Regions from separate parts of the Mus musculus genome. Here all the other regions are linked to region 1. The links are chromatin loops, found by intact Hi-C in ENCODE. Cell type or tissue: left cerebral cortex. All regions are shown on one strand. Each heading gives the region's core, and the rest is flanking DNA. Links, peaks and the distances in the headings are about the cores only. Region 1 overlaps Ngef (neuronal guanine nucleotide exchange factor). Region 2 overlaps Neu2 (neuraminidase 2). Region 3 has its middle 17 kb from the start of Inpp5d.

The links. Hi-C counts contacts between places; a loop is a spot of excess contacts. Peaks named below come from ENCODE experiments on the same cell type or tissue, not always from the same donor. Only the 100,000 strongest peaks of a DNase experiment are listed, where the experiment ranks them.
Region 2: it touches region 1 in a loop (3-fold over the local background); 5 of 42 quality-filtered maps call a loop at or near these places.
Region 3: a loop joins it to region 1, with 4 times the contacts of the local background. A loop is called at or near these places in 5 of 42 quality-filtered maps.

Annotation. Positions count from the first base shown.
Region 1 is chr1:87,505,718-87,509,790 of GRCm38, reverse strand. Ngef (neuronal guanine nucleotide exchange factor) reads left to right here. Exons shown (of 13, transcript NM_019867.2): 2 at 404-546. Among named protein-coding and RNA genes, the nearest start is that of Ngef, 2.6 kb to the left of the region's middle. In left cerebral cortex, for the core only: a CTCF peak has its summit at 1,824; DNase peaks (open chromatin) are centred at 900, 1,328 and 1,737; H3K4me3 peaks cover 1,817 bases; H3K27ac peaks cover 2,104 bases.
Region 2 is chr1:87,592,550-87,596,622 of GRCm38, reverse strand. Neu2 (neuraminidase 2) reads right to left here. Exons shown (of 4, transcript NM_001160163.1): 3 at 1,534-1,745; 4 at 1-85. Among named protein-coding and RNA genes, the nearest start is that of Neu2, 21 kb to the right of the region's middle. In left cerebral cortex, for the core only: a CTCF peak has its summit at 2,245 (motif pointing left); DNase peaks (open chromatin) are centred at 2,125, 2,607 and 2,915; H3K27ac peaks cover 2,500 bases.
Region 3 is chr1:87,601,106-87,605,178 of GRCm38, reverse strand. No RefSeq gene overlaps it. Among named protein-coding and RNA genes, the nearest start is that of Inpp5d, 17 kb to the left of the region's middle. In left cerebral cortex, for the core only: no CTCF peak of the experiment used is centred there; DNase peaks (open chromatin) are centred at 1,182 and 1,586; H3K27ac peaks cover 1,791 bases.

The DNA of each region.
Region 1 (4,073 bases), core at 703-3,202:
ACAGAGCCTCGAGTGGGGCCAGGGGGCACGGGACGGCTAAGGGAGTGGGGTGGCAGCGGGCTGGCAGGACCCGTTGGGGCGGCCTTCCGCGCTGTGCAGCGGCTAGGGTACGCCAACTTTCCGACGCCTGTCCGCGAGCTCGAAAAACATGAAGGTTTGGGCGGACTGGTGTAGGAGTGAATCACCCCGTCGCGCCCTGGTATGGTGACAAAAAGGGTTTGTCGGGCTCGCCCGGTCCGGACACGTGGCGGCCACTGTGGCCCCCCTTGGCTTGGAAGCTCTTAGGGGCAGTACCCTCCAGGCAGCAGCCGCTTGTGCTGACCGACAGTCGCCTCTTGCGATCTAGCCAAGGTGTGTCGTTGCTTAAAAATAAACAGCCGTCGCTCTCCTCCTTCTCTTGCAGCGAGTCATCCTCCACCCCTGGAAATGGAACCACACCCGAGGAGTGCCCAGCCCTCACCGACAGCCCCACCACTCTCACGGAGGCCCTGCAGATGATCCATCCCATTCCCGCCGACTCCTGGAGAAACCTCATTGAACAAATAGGTGGGTCCAGGGCAGGCAGCGACTCGTTTGGACCATGAGAGCCTGGTGGCTTCCAGGGGACCCTGGCTGCTGGGCTGACTGGCATGCGGCTTTTGACATGACTAGTTCTAATGGTTTCCTAGGCAGAACTGCCGAGTTTTATTAGTGCTGCACCACTGAGCTAATTTAGCTGGGATTGTGGTGTGTTTGTGAGACTGAGTCTCACACTGCAACCCTGGCTGGCCTGGAATTTACTCAGTAGCCCAGGCTAGCCTGGACCTCACCTCCTGCCTGAGAACTTGAGTTCCAGGGTTATGAGCTTGAGACTCTATGCTGGGCTTTAGCAGTGGGTATTGATCTTGATGTCTCTTGGAGAACACTCTTGGTCCAGCCCTTTCCTGTAGAAAACGTTGTTTCCAGAATGGAGTAGCTGGAGAGAGAGAATGAAGTCTTCCTTGACCTCAACAGGGAGGTCCTAGGAGGACCTGGAAGGTAGCCAAGGAATTAAAGCTGTACTGGGAAGCTCTGGGTAGAGCAAGGCTGGCCCTGAACACATGAGTAGAAGCAAAAGAGGCCCGAGTACATTCTGCGTCCCCCCTCCTGCCCCCTGCCCCCCACCCAGAAGACTCTTCCAAAAGGCTGCCAGGATGGTCCTAGGGAACGGCACTTAGCGGGTCCTGCTCCTCCAGAGCTGAGAGGAAGTTCTGTGAGCTGTTGGAGGTTTGAGGCATTTGTACTTCTAAACTGCTCCTGACATCAAACTGTTCCTCCTGTTATCCCCAGGGCCACCTGTGACCGGTTCTTGTTAATCCAGGAACGATGCTAGCTGCTTTGAAAATATTCTGGGATGTTCTCAAAGCCATCAGCAATCTATTCTTTTAAATACAAATTTTAGATTTTAAAAATATGACGCGTAATGATTATCTCCCACTGCCAAACCCTGTAAGGGACACAATGTCTCCAGAATTGAAGTGGAGCAGGCCCAACTGTAGGGAGACTTCTTAAGGAGGCTACTCTTTTGAGCTGGGAGCTTCCTACCCTGGCCCTGGGAGGAGAGAGCTGGAGGCTGGGAGATCCATCGCTGCCTGAGGGTAAACTGAACCCACTCTGGTTTCTGTCTCTGTGGTTCTCTAGCAGTCAGGCTGAGGATGCTGGGGGTGTAAGTGTGTCGTCGTTGTCTCTGGCACCTAACATGGTGCTTGGCATGTAGAAATTGCTTGTTAAATAATAACTGAGTAGCTTGCCCTTTACAAGTAGGCTTGGAAGATTTAAAGGAAACTGCTTTCTCTTTAGGAAGATAGATGCAGAACGGCTGGGTAGAGGGCGCTTTAGCTGGAGGAGCTGGGAACTCCCCTTCTAACAGAACAAGGCCGACCCAGTAAGGATCATTTCAGTAAGAGAACAAAGCCTCTCTACTCTGCCTTCATATCCCATAAGCAGGAGCTTAGACTGGGAACGTTAACATCCACGGGAAGGTGTGCTTACTGTTGGCACACATAGGAAACAACCATGAGACCTTGAACCTTGAGGACAGTAGTGGCACAAGATAAATCTATTTATATGAAAATTAGAATTTAAGACAAATAAAAATGAAAGATTATGAAAAAATGGTTAGACAGTTTTCATCATGGTAACCCCAGGATGGCAGGAGCTGGAGTATAGCTGGTGTCCTTTGAATGGTCTAACATGGCCACTGTTGAGTATTTGGCTGGAAGTAACAGTATGCAGAAACAACCGGTCTTCTGCAATGAGAGTGATCCATCCTGGTTAATCCTCAAGAGGTAGAAAGTTCAAGAGTTGGTTCTTTTCCCTACACAGTCACCCAGCTACATTTTCTTCATTCCCTTCCTTCTTTGGCTTTTGTGTTACAAGGTATCTGTTGTAGTTCCGGGCACCACATCTTCAAGCCAAGGTCTGTAATAGCAGGAAGGATAGTTTGCCTTCATGTGTCTACTGGAGATAGCTACTGTCTTAGTGTTCTATGGCTGGGAAGAGACACAATGACCATGGCAACCCTTAGAAAAGAAAACATTTAATTGGGGCTTCATTACTGGTTCAGAAGTGAGTCCATTATCGTCATGGCGGGGAGCATGGCAGCAGGTAGGCAGGCATGAGCCAAAGAAGTAGCAGAGAGCTACATCCTGATCCACAGGCAGGCAGGGAGAGATACTGAGCCTGGCATGGGCTTTTGAAATGTCAGAACCCACCCCCAGTGACACACTTTCTCCAATAAAGGCCACACCTCCTAATCCTTTCCAGTAGTTGACCAATTGGTAACCAAGCATTCAAATAGATGGGCCTCTGGGGGTCACTATTATTCAACTAACTACAGATTCCTTTTTTTTTTTTTTCTCTTTTCTTTTTTTTTTTAAGATTTTTTTTTTTTGTATGTGAGTACACTTTTGCTGTCTTCAGACACACCAGAAGAGAGCATCAGATCTCATTACAGATGGTTGTGAGCCACCCATGTGGTTGCTGGGAATTGAACTCAGGACCTCTGGAAGAGCAGTCAGTGCTCTTAATCACTGAGCCATCTCTCCAGCCCCTTCTTTCTTTCTCTCTTTCTTTCTTTCTTTCTTTCTTTCTTTCTTTCTTTCTTTCTTTCTTTCTTTCTTTCTTTCAAAGAAACCCTTAGATCTGTTCTGGGTCGGCCTTATCCTCTCTTTCTGTCTCCTTGGCTGGTATATTAATCCATACCTTGCATTGGATATCTTGGTATATTATGTATTGTGACAAAATACCTGAGGCTAAGAACTTTATATAGAAAAGAGGTTATTTACTGGACATTTTTAGGTGTAAGAGCAGACCATCCATTTCTGTTAGCTCTAGTGAGGTCCATGCCACACACAGGAAATGGTATCAAAGGCGACGACACCATGAGAGGGAAGCTAGAGAGGTCTAGGGCCAGACAGTTGATTTTAGAACAATCTCTTCTTGATCTAAAGCTCTGATGGAATGTTCAAGAGGAGAGGCCTGTGTTTGTTAATTACCTTCTCTGAGGCCCCTCTCCACCATTTGGCATGGAGACCAACCCAAAGAGCACATGAGCCTTTAGGGGGAAATGCTACACCCCAATCTTAACACTGGTAATGTATAAACAGTTAGATGGTTCCCCTCAGAGATCTGCTGCCAGCCAATAATCCCAGTGGATCTGTGTCTAGTGAGAGCCGCTCTCTCTGCTTCATGGATCATGAAGGAGTCCCACATGGCAGGCAGAACAATGAAGAGCCCTCCAGCCTCTGATGAATCTCATCCAAGAAACCCAATTCCCCAAAGGCCTTCCCTCCTAATACTGTCACATGGGCTTTAGATCCCCTCATAGGGATTGGGGATGGGAGGGGGAGCATTCAGACCTCTGTCCCTCAATGGCACCGAATGCAGGTACTGAGCCCACCACCACTGGTGAGAGCCTCCATCGGACCCCACCTACTTCCCTGAGCACACAGTGTCCAGCCCAGCCCTCTCCTCCCCAGTGGAAGGCAGGGGTGGGAAGGGACAGGGAAGAGGCGGCGTCCACTGTGCAGCACTTTCAGAAATACCATTTCCAA
Region 2 (4,073 bases), core at 779-3,278, 87 kb before region 1:
TTGTTTGCTTGTCATACAAGGGACATGGATTCATGGAGCGGTGGCCTTCCAGCTGGGCTTGGGTCACCACTTCCTCAGGCTGCCACTGAATGTGAGAAAAGGGGAGAAAGAGAAACACAAGCTTGAGATTGCTGGTGATGATGACAGGAGGCTACGCTGAGGGGTCCATGGGGCAGGTTTATCTTAGGGATGGAGTCAAAGGCTGTGAAGGGACTTTACCCATCAATTACCCATTGCCAGGAGCAGCAAGAGCCAGGTTCCTCACCATTTCTCCATTTCCTCCCCCAAACTCCTTCCCCACTTCTCTCCCTGAAGGCTCTGTTACTTTGATTCCCACTAACAAACATTTGCAGAGCATCTGTGATGTGCCAGACAGACCCCCAAGACAAAAAAGTAACTTAGGAGCCAGCTGATGGTTCAACAAGTAAGAGTGCATGCCACCAAGCCTGCTGACTTGAGTTCAGTCTCTGGGGCCAACAGGAATGAGAGAACTGAGTCACTCAAATGCTGGCATACACAGACAAACAAACAAGTAAATGTGATTTTGTGTGTGTGTGTGTGTGTGTGTGTGTGTGTGTGTGTGTGTGTGTGTGTGTTTGTGTGTGTGCGTGCGCGCGTGTGCAACTATGGTAGGAACCATTCCTAACATCATCTATTCTTCCTGGCTGGTCTAGCATTCTTAAAAGGCAAAGAAAATGAAGGTTGCCCTGTGTCACCTACTTACGACACTGTACTAATGGACTCGAGGATCCTGAAGATGCACACTGAGGTTCCCTGTGCCACTGCTATGTCATATATTTGACAACCACACTGGCTATCCCTGTTCCTCATTAGCTGCCCCAGTGCAACACCGACGCTATGCCAAAAGACAGATGGTGCCCACTGTGTTGCCTGATCTTCCAAGGCCGAAGAAGTATCCTTAGCTCCATTTCATATTTTGAAAATGAGAAGCCTAAATAGGTTAGCCTAGTTGCCTTGGATAAGGAATGGACCCAGGCCTTCCTTGAACTCAGGTCCACCTGCTTCAAGCACCATGATGGTGTAAAATAATTATGCGCCAGGCAAAAGGAATTTTGATGCCCTACTTTGAATAACAATCATGTAGTTGTCATAAGAGTAATGTTATGAGGACATAGACAGTCAGCTGATCCTAAGACCCCAGATTAGTTACCCTCAAAGGTAATTAATGTCCTGTTAAATGACAGTGAACTGGCCCTCCCTTGGGCTTTCAATGATGCCAGAAAACTCAGCCAGTCACGTGATGAAGCACATGATCAGCCAACAAGACTTGCTCCTGGTGAGCCCAAGTGAGATCTGGGTTGGGTACAGGAGCCTGTTGGTCACCCTGTCCCTGGATGGGTTTCTAGGTCTCTTCCAGGTTCCCTAGGTCCTACCTACATCTTAGTTATGAAGGGATGGCCTTGCCCCTGAGTTCTGTGAGATTTACGCCTGGTTCTACCGCACACAGGACCACAAGGGTGTGTGTCATCGAGCCATCCCAGGCAGAGCCACTGCAGCTGGGTCCTACCTTACCTTGACACGGTTGGTGGCTTCGTTGTAGCTTCCTCTTCTCAGGACAATCAACTCTGCGTGCTCATCCGTCTTGCTGGCTCGCTTTTCCGCAAAGGCCAGCAGGGTCTTCTGCTTCTTCAGGTAGAGCAGAGCAGGGATTCTGTAAGCATGGACGCCTGTGCGGAACAGTGTCTCCTTCTGCAGGACAGGGCAGGTCGCCATGGGCCTGAGATCTGGGCAGGAAGAGAACACACATCATACCTGTGCCAAGGGCCAGAATCATCCAATTCAGGTGGCACTCATCTGACTGGCAAATGGAGTCCTGTCTGGGTGGCCTGTCCTAGAAAAAGTTCTGTGTCCTTTCCCATATCCCAAGACCCCATTCGCCAGTTCTGCTATAGTGTACTGGCAGTGCTCTATCCAAGAATCGAAAAGTGTGTTTTGTATTCGACTCCTGCTATAACCGTTCCCCTCACAACAGATTTGTGACAACCTTCATCTGCTAGCCCTGGGTAGAGTAGAAGAGCTTGCTGAGTGGCTCTCTGCAGCTATCCGACTGCCAGGGGATGACTCATGGGAGAGCCTTTTTATAACTCCAGAGCCCTAGAAAGCTGTTCCAAAGAGAAAGAAAATACCTCCATTCCCCAAGCTCCACTCCCTCAGCTGCCTGAGGCTGATAAACCAGCTGCCCTCGCTGTGTGGGTGCCACCCTGAGGCAGGTAGGGGGTAGCTGTGCAATTGGAGAGATAGGATCTGCCTACTAATGGGGTTGTGGAGTGGGGGTGGGGAGCCCTAGAGGTGTGAGAAAATGAACAACAATGTAAGTATTTTCAGAAAAGAACAGGGAAGGCAGGGGATAACTTGGCGACTGTGGTTGACAAAAAGAAGGGTTGACAGAGCTAACTTCTTAAGCCAGAATAACCACCCTTGGCCGAGCCCTTGCCAAGGTTATCCTCAACAAAGGCTATATTTGATGATCTATCTACCCAGAACATAAGGACAGATGGACCCCATGTTCTGGCTTGAAGTGAGACCCTCAGGGTATGTTGAGGCAACTCTGAGACTGAATCTCAGCACCTTCTATTTCCTGCCCCATCACTCTTCTCTCTGTGCACTGGCTGCCTTCCCTCCTGCTAAGAGTAATGACTTTAGAAACCTCCATTAAACCCTGCCAAGGGAGCCACAACTTCCAAGTCTTCCCCATGCCTTAATCTCTCGGGAGGAGAAATGAAAAGAGAGGAATCAGAAAGCAGGAGACATGGTAGAAAACTACATTTTCCTACCATGTAATATATTATCATTTAAACCGTGTTTTTAACTGTTTTTGACAGGTGTAGTCTACCATGCTATTGTTCAAGTCTGATGAACGTTACTGGGACAATGCAGCAGAATAAAATGTAGAAGGGCAGATGCCAGCTCAGTGGGTGGAGATAAGTCTTTGCTTTAAAATGGAGACTTGAAGTGTTGGTGGCTCATGGTTGCAGTTCAGCACGAGAAAAGCTGAGGCAGGAAGAGAGTTTGGAATTCGAAGCCAGCCTGGGCTACATTGAGACAGTCTCAAAAGGCAGAAAATGAAAGATTAAACAAAACAAAGTTGTCTTAGTCAGGGTTTCTATTCCTGCACAAACATCATGACCAAGAAGCAAGTTGAGGAGGAAAGGGTTTATTCGGCTTAAACTTCCACATTGCTGGTCATCATCAAGGAAGTCAGGACTGGAACTCAAGCAGGTCAGGAAGCAGGAGCTGATAGCTGATGCAGAAGCCATGGAGGGATGCTCCTTACTGGCTTGCCTTCCCTGGCTTGTTCAGTCTACTCTCTTATAGAACCAAGACTACCAGCCCAGAGATGGTCCCACCCACAAGGGGCCCTTGATCACTAATTGAGAAAATGCCCCACAGCTGGATCTCATGGAGGCATTTCCCCAACTGAAGCTCCTTTCTCTGTGATAACTCCAGCTTGTGTCAAGTTGACACAAAATTAGCCAGTACAAAAGTCTATGCCTGCAAACTGTAATCTCGCTTGCTCCATGGCCATGACTGCCATAACTTTTAATAAGAAAGAATTGGATACAATTAGAAGCAGAAAAATAAGGAGAAAGACGCCATTTCGGTGTCTTAGAAACTTGATCAAGTGCCGAACAGCTGGTCCTTAATGAAAATTCTTCAGTAGCCATCTAATCAGATTTAAATGTTGATTTTAGGACGTCCCCAAAGCCAAGCTGTTCTCCATTCCAATGAGTTGGCTTTAAGTATACAACGTGGGAGGTTAGCTAAGGACATCCACAAAGAAGCTTGAGACAGGGGAAAGGGGTCAAAGTTGTCATGAGGAGGAACCAGAAAAGGACTATGAGTTAGGTTCTTGGGGTCCAGAGGGGGAAAGGTGAGTTTAGAGCAACAGTACAGGTTGAGTACAAACCCCAAGACCAATAGACTTAACATGTCGATGTGACAAGAGCTCGTAGTTTAGAGAGAGAAGATGCAGTCTGGGAGAGGGATGAAGCCCCTGGCCAGAACTAGTGACTACCCCTTGTACATAGTCCATCCTACAGGGATGGACCACA
Region 3 (4,073 bases), core at 629-3,128, 95 kb before region 1:
GGACAGCTTCCTGCTCATCACACCAAGCTCCTCCTTGCCTCCCTCCCGTTTCCTGGCCTTGCCCTTCTGCTCTCCCACTCCCAAGCTCTCTCTCCATTCCAGGACCAAATCGGAACCCTGCATGCCTCCTCACTCCTGGACTTGGCACCTAGTCTTTGAGAGCCTGCTTCCAGAAACACACCGGGGAACAAACTTTGCACCTCTTAGAGCATGCTGGGACTTCTTGGGGCCTTCTTGTTATGTCCCATGATACTTAACAAAGGGCTAATCCTCCTCAGGCCCTTGTCCCGTTCCTCTGTGGCCAGGCTAGAAAAAGGCAGACTCGGGAACCTGACCTAGCCTCTCGTCAGCCTTTGCAGTCATGAGCAAGAGGCTTCATTCTCCTCTGTCTTCGTCTCTTCCTTGGTAAAGTGGGGTCATGACAGTGGCCACTGGCTGCAGGTTGTTAGGAGGATCAGATCCTGGACCTCCAAGGGCCTGAAAGCGGGCATGAGGCAGTTCTCAGTAGACTCTTCCTCCAGTACAGTGCAAAACATGTTAAGTCTGCAATATGTATGTGACTCGATTCAAGGAAAAGAAGGCCTGAGATGACAGTATATGAGAGTCCGGTTAAAACCACATTCAGAACGTCCCCAAAAGATCTAGAAGAAAGGCAAGTGCTTCTTGTCAGGGAGGAACACGGGACAGGTGGCAACAACTACCAGGGCATCTGACCCAGAGCTTGGGCCTAGGCTCTGACTGCCCCACCCACACCACCCAGAAACCCTGGCCAGATGAATAAAGTCAGGCTGGGTTATTAATACCAGAGCATTTAGGACTCTATGAGTCTGGGATTTTCTATGCTTGTTCACTTTGGATATTTTACCTAGATTATCCCCCACCAGGAAGATAATAGAGACTGTGATTTATGACTTCAACAACGAATGAATGATGGAAGCAATATGTCTAGAAACTTGGGCATTTGAAGGTTTAGGAAGCCGACAATTACATGACAATGTAGTTCTAAATCAGGAGTTGTGAATGTGTTTCAAGAGCTTTTGGAGGTTTATCTTGACTCAATAACACCTTACGAAGGAGTTGGTGATTTATAGAAACAATCCCCAATAAAGACCAAAATGTGTCCCCAAAGATGTTTCCTCCAGTGTTATTTATAGGGACAAGGAGGGGTGGCCGCAGCGTCTAGCAGAAAAGAGGGCAGCAGTCAAGTGACCCTGGCTGTGTCTGTTGGCTTATTACTTTCTGCAGACGAGCTTCTGGGAGGACATGTTCTGTGTGTCAAGCATGAAGAGAAAGCAGAGCAGGATTCTAGTTCAGTTTTAATATGTGCTGTAGTTTGGGAGGAAGGGGAGAAGTTATTAGGTTAAAGACCCTGAAGAAAACTGACCCTGTGGTCAGTTGAGTTTTGTTTTTCCTGGTTCTTTTAAATCTCCAAACATTTGGAACCTATTGCAGTATAAATATATATATATATATGGCATTTGGGAGAAGCAGCACCTTGCCAAAAGTACAGTCAGCATTCTCACCTCTCCTTTGAGCAGCACATTTGAATACTGGATCCTTCCCCCCACTTCCTCACTCATTGCGGGTGAGATGCGAAGGGGAGGCAGTTCGCTCCCAGATCTGCTTGGCTCTGAGAGTGTGGCCGCCTTCTTAGACTGTCAGTGAGGGAGAAGGAGTCCACACCTCAGTGCCTCATACTCTTGGGTCCAGGCATCTAGGCTGGGGACCCTGCAGATGGGGGCTGACTGCAGCAGCTGCTAGCTCCCCTTCCGGAGGATGGAGATGAGGGAAGGGCTCGGACAGAGCTCAGTGGAGAGATACTATGACCAAGGCAACTCATATTTTTTAAAAAAGCATTTGATTGAGGGCTTGCTTACAGTTTCAGAGGCTCAGTCCATGATCACCATGGTAGAAATATGGTGGCACTCAGGGTGTTGGAGCAGTAGTTGAGTGCTTTGTATCCTAATCTACAGGCAGGGAGGCAGGCACTCTGAGAGAGGCTGGGCCTGCTGTGGGCTTTTTGAAACCTCAATGCCCATCTCCACTGACACATCTCCTCCAACAAGGCCATGCCTCTTAATCCTTCCAAGAGTTTACCAACTGGAGACAGATCATGCAAATATATGAGCCTATGGGGACCATTACATTGAAACCACCATACCTCTCACCTACCTGCCAAAGGGGGAGTCAGACGGACATAATAGGTCTCAAGGTCTTGTCCCTCTCTAAAGAGCTAACATTTTTTACCTTGCTGCTATGGCTTTAGCTTTCAGAATCACTGTTTATAGAAGGCATGTGGATGGAGTTAGTACTGCTCACATGGGGAGGCAGAGTGTTCTTAATAGCATTGCTGTGTTGAGAAGACCACCTGATATCTTTCCTCACAGGGCCAGGTTGGGCAGCTTCAAAGCAACCACCTAGGAGATGTTGCAATTGGCTCTTCTCCTACACTTGTCATGGCGACTTCTTGACTTCAGGTTCTTTCTTACCCTACACCTCAATGGTTTCCGTGCAGAGGAAGGTCTCCACCAGGAAGGGACCTGGTGCAAGTGTCCAGACAGAAGATCTATTTAGAAGGCATGGCTTTTCATGACATAAGCTGGCATGAGAAGCTGGTCTCTGTGTGAGGAGAATCCAGGAGCAGAAACTCTTCATGATTGCATAAGTATGCACACATATCTGTACATGAACTGTATTTGCGTGTGTGACTGTATATGTATGATTCATTGTGCATGTTTGTGCATGCTTGAATGCTTGTATATTTGTATACCTATGTCTGCATGTGTGTATTCGTGTACCTGTGTGCATGACTATGCACACATACCTATATATGCAACATATGTGTTTCTCTGTGCATACCTATGCATTTATTTGTCTGTGAGTGCATCTGTGTAATTGCATGACTATATGTGCATGTATGTATGTGTATGTGTATGTGCATGTGGCTGCATGTGTGTGGCTTTGGAATGATTAAAACATTCAGGTGAGAAGGCAGAATCTGACCTAGCTAAGATACAACTCACCAAAATACGACTGGCAATCTTTTCATTTCCTGTCTATTCCACTGACTCAGGACTTCATATCAGCACAGGTCCCATGGTTTTTGCATACCTAGTAAACCTTTATAAGTAGCAAATTTCTTCCTTTGCAGTGCAGAAGGACAAAAGTCCGAAGTCAGTTCTCTGGGCTCATGTCCAGGTGTCAGAGCCAGGCTCCCCTGAGGCCTTAGGCAGAGACTCCCTTGCCTTTGCAACCCCACCACTACACACCCTGACTTTCTTAGTGCTGGCCATGTCCTCCATCTTCATAGGTGGTGTGCTGTCTTACTCTGAGGGCTGTACTGCTTTCTCCTCCATGGAATGGCCCTTTGCACATTTGTAGTCATATGTGAGTCCCACCTGGCTAATCTAAGATAACCTTCCAGTATCCAGATAAACTGAGTCTGCCAAGTCCCATTTGCCACATAAGGCAACACTGTCCACTTTGAAGGATTAGAAGTGGACCAGTATGGGTGCATCACTGGGGCCTACCTCCCCTCCCTCAAGCATCTCCTTTTCCCAGCACATGCTCCAGTTGACATAGCCCCTCCCCAGCTCAGTGGCTTAAGCAACATCAGAGAGTAATATTGCAGATGGTGTCTAAGACAGAGGGCTTCTCAGGCATAGCTACTCAGAATTGGTCAAGAGCTAGGACCATGCAGCCCCCAAACCTGGAGCTCTGGTCCTCATTGGTCTGTGCTAACACACTTGTGTTGGTTCCTGCTGCATTGCAACCTGGATGTCAGGTTAACAAAAAGATGTGGAAAGATGTTGAACAGTCTTGGGCTGCCAGTCTCGGGCTTGGACCAGCAGATGAACATAATACACTAGTGTTTCTCTCTCTCTCTCTTTCATGCATTCCTGGCTGGAAGCACACATTCTTTGCAACTTTCTTTTCTTTTCTTTTCTTTTCTTTTCTTTTCTTTTCTTTTCTTTTCTTTTCTTTTTTTGCTTGTTTTTTTTTTTTTTTTTTTTTTAGACAGGGTTTCTCTGTATAGCCCTGGCTGTCCTGGAACTCACTCTGTAGACCAGGCT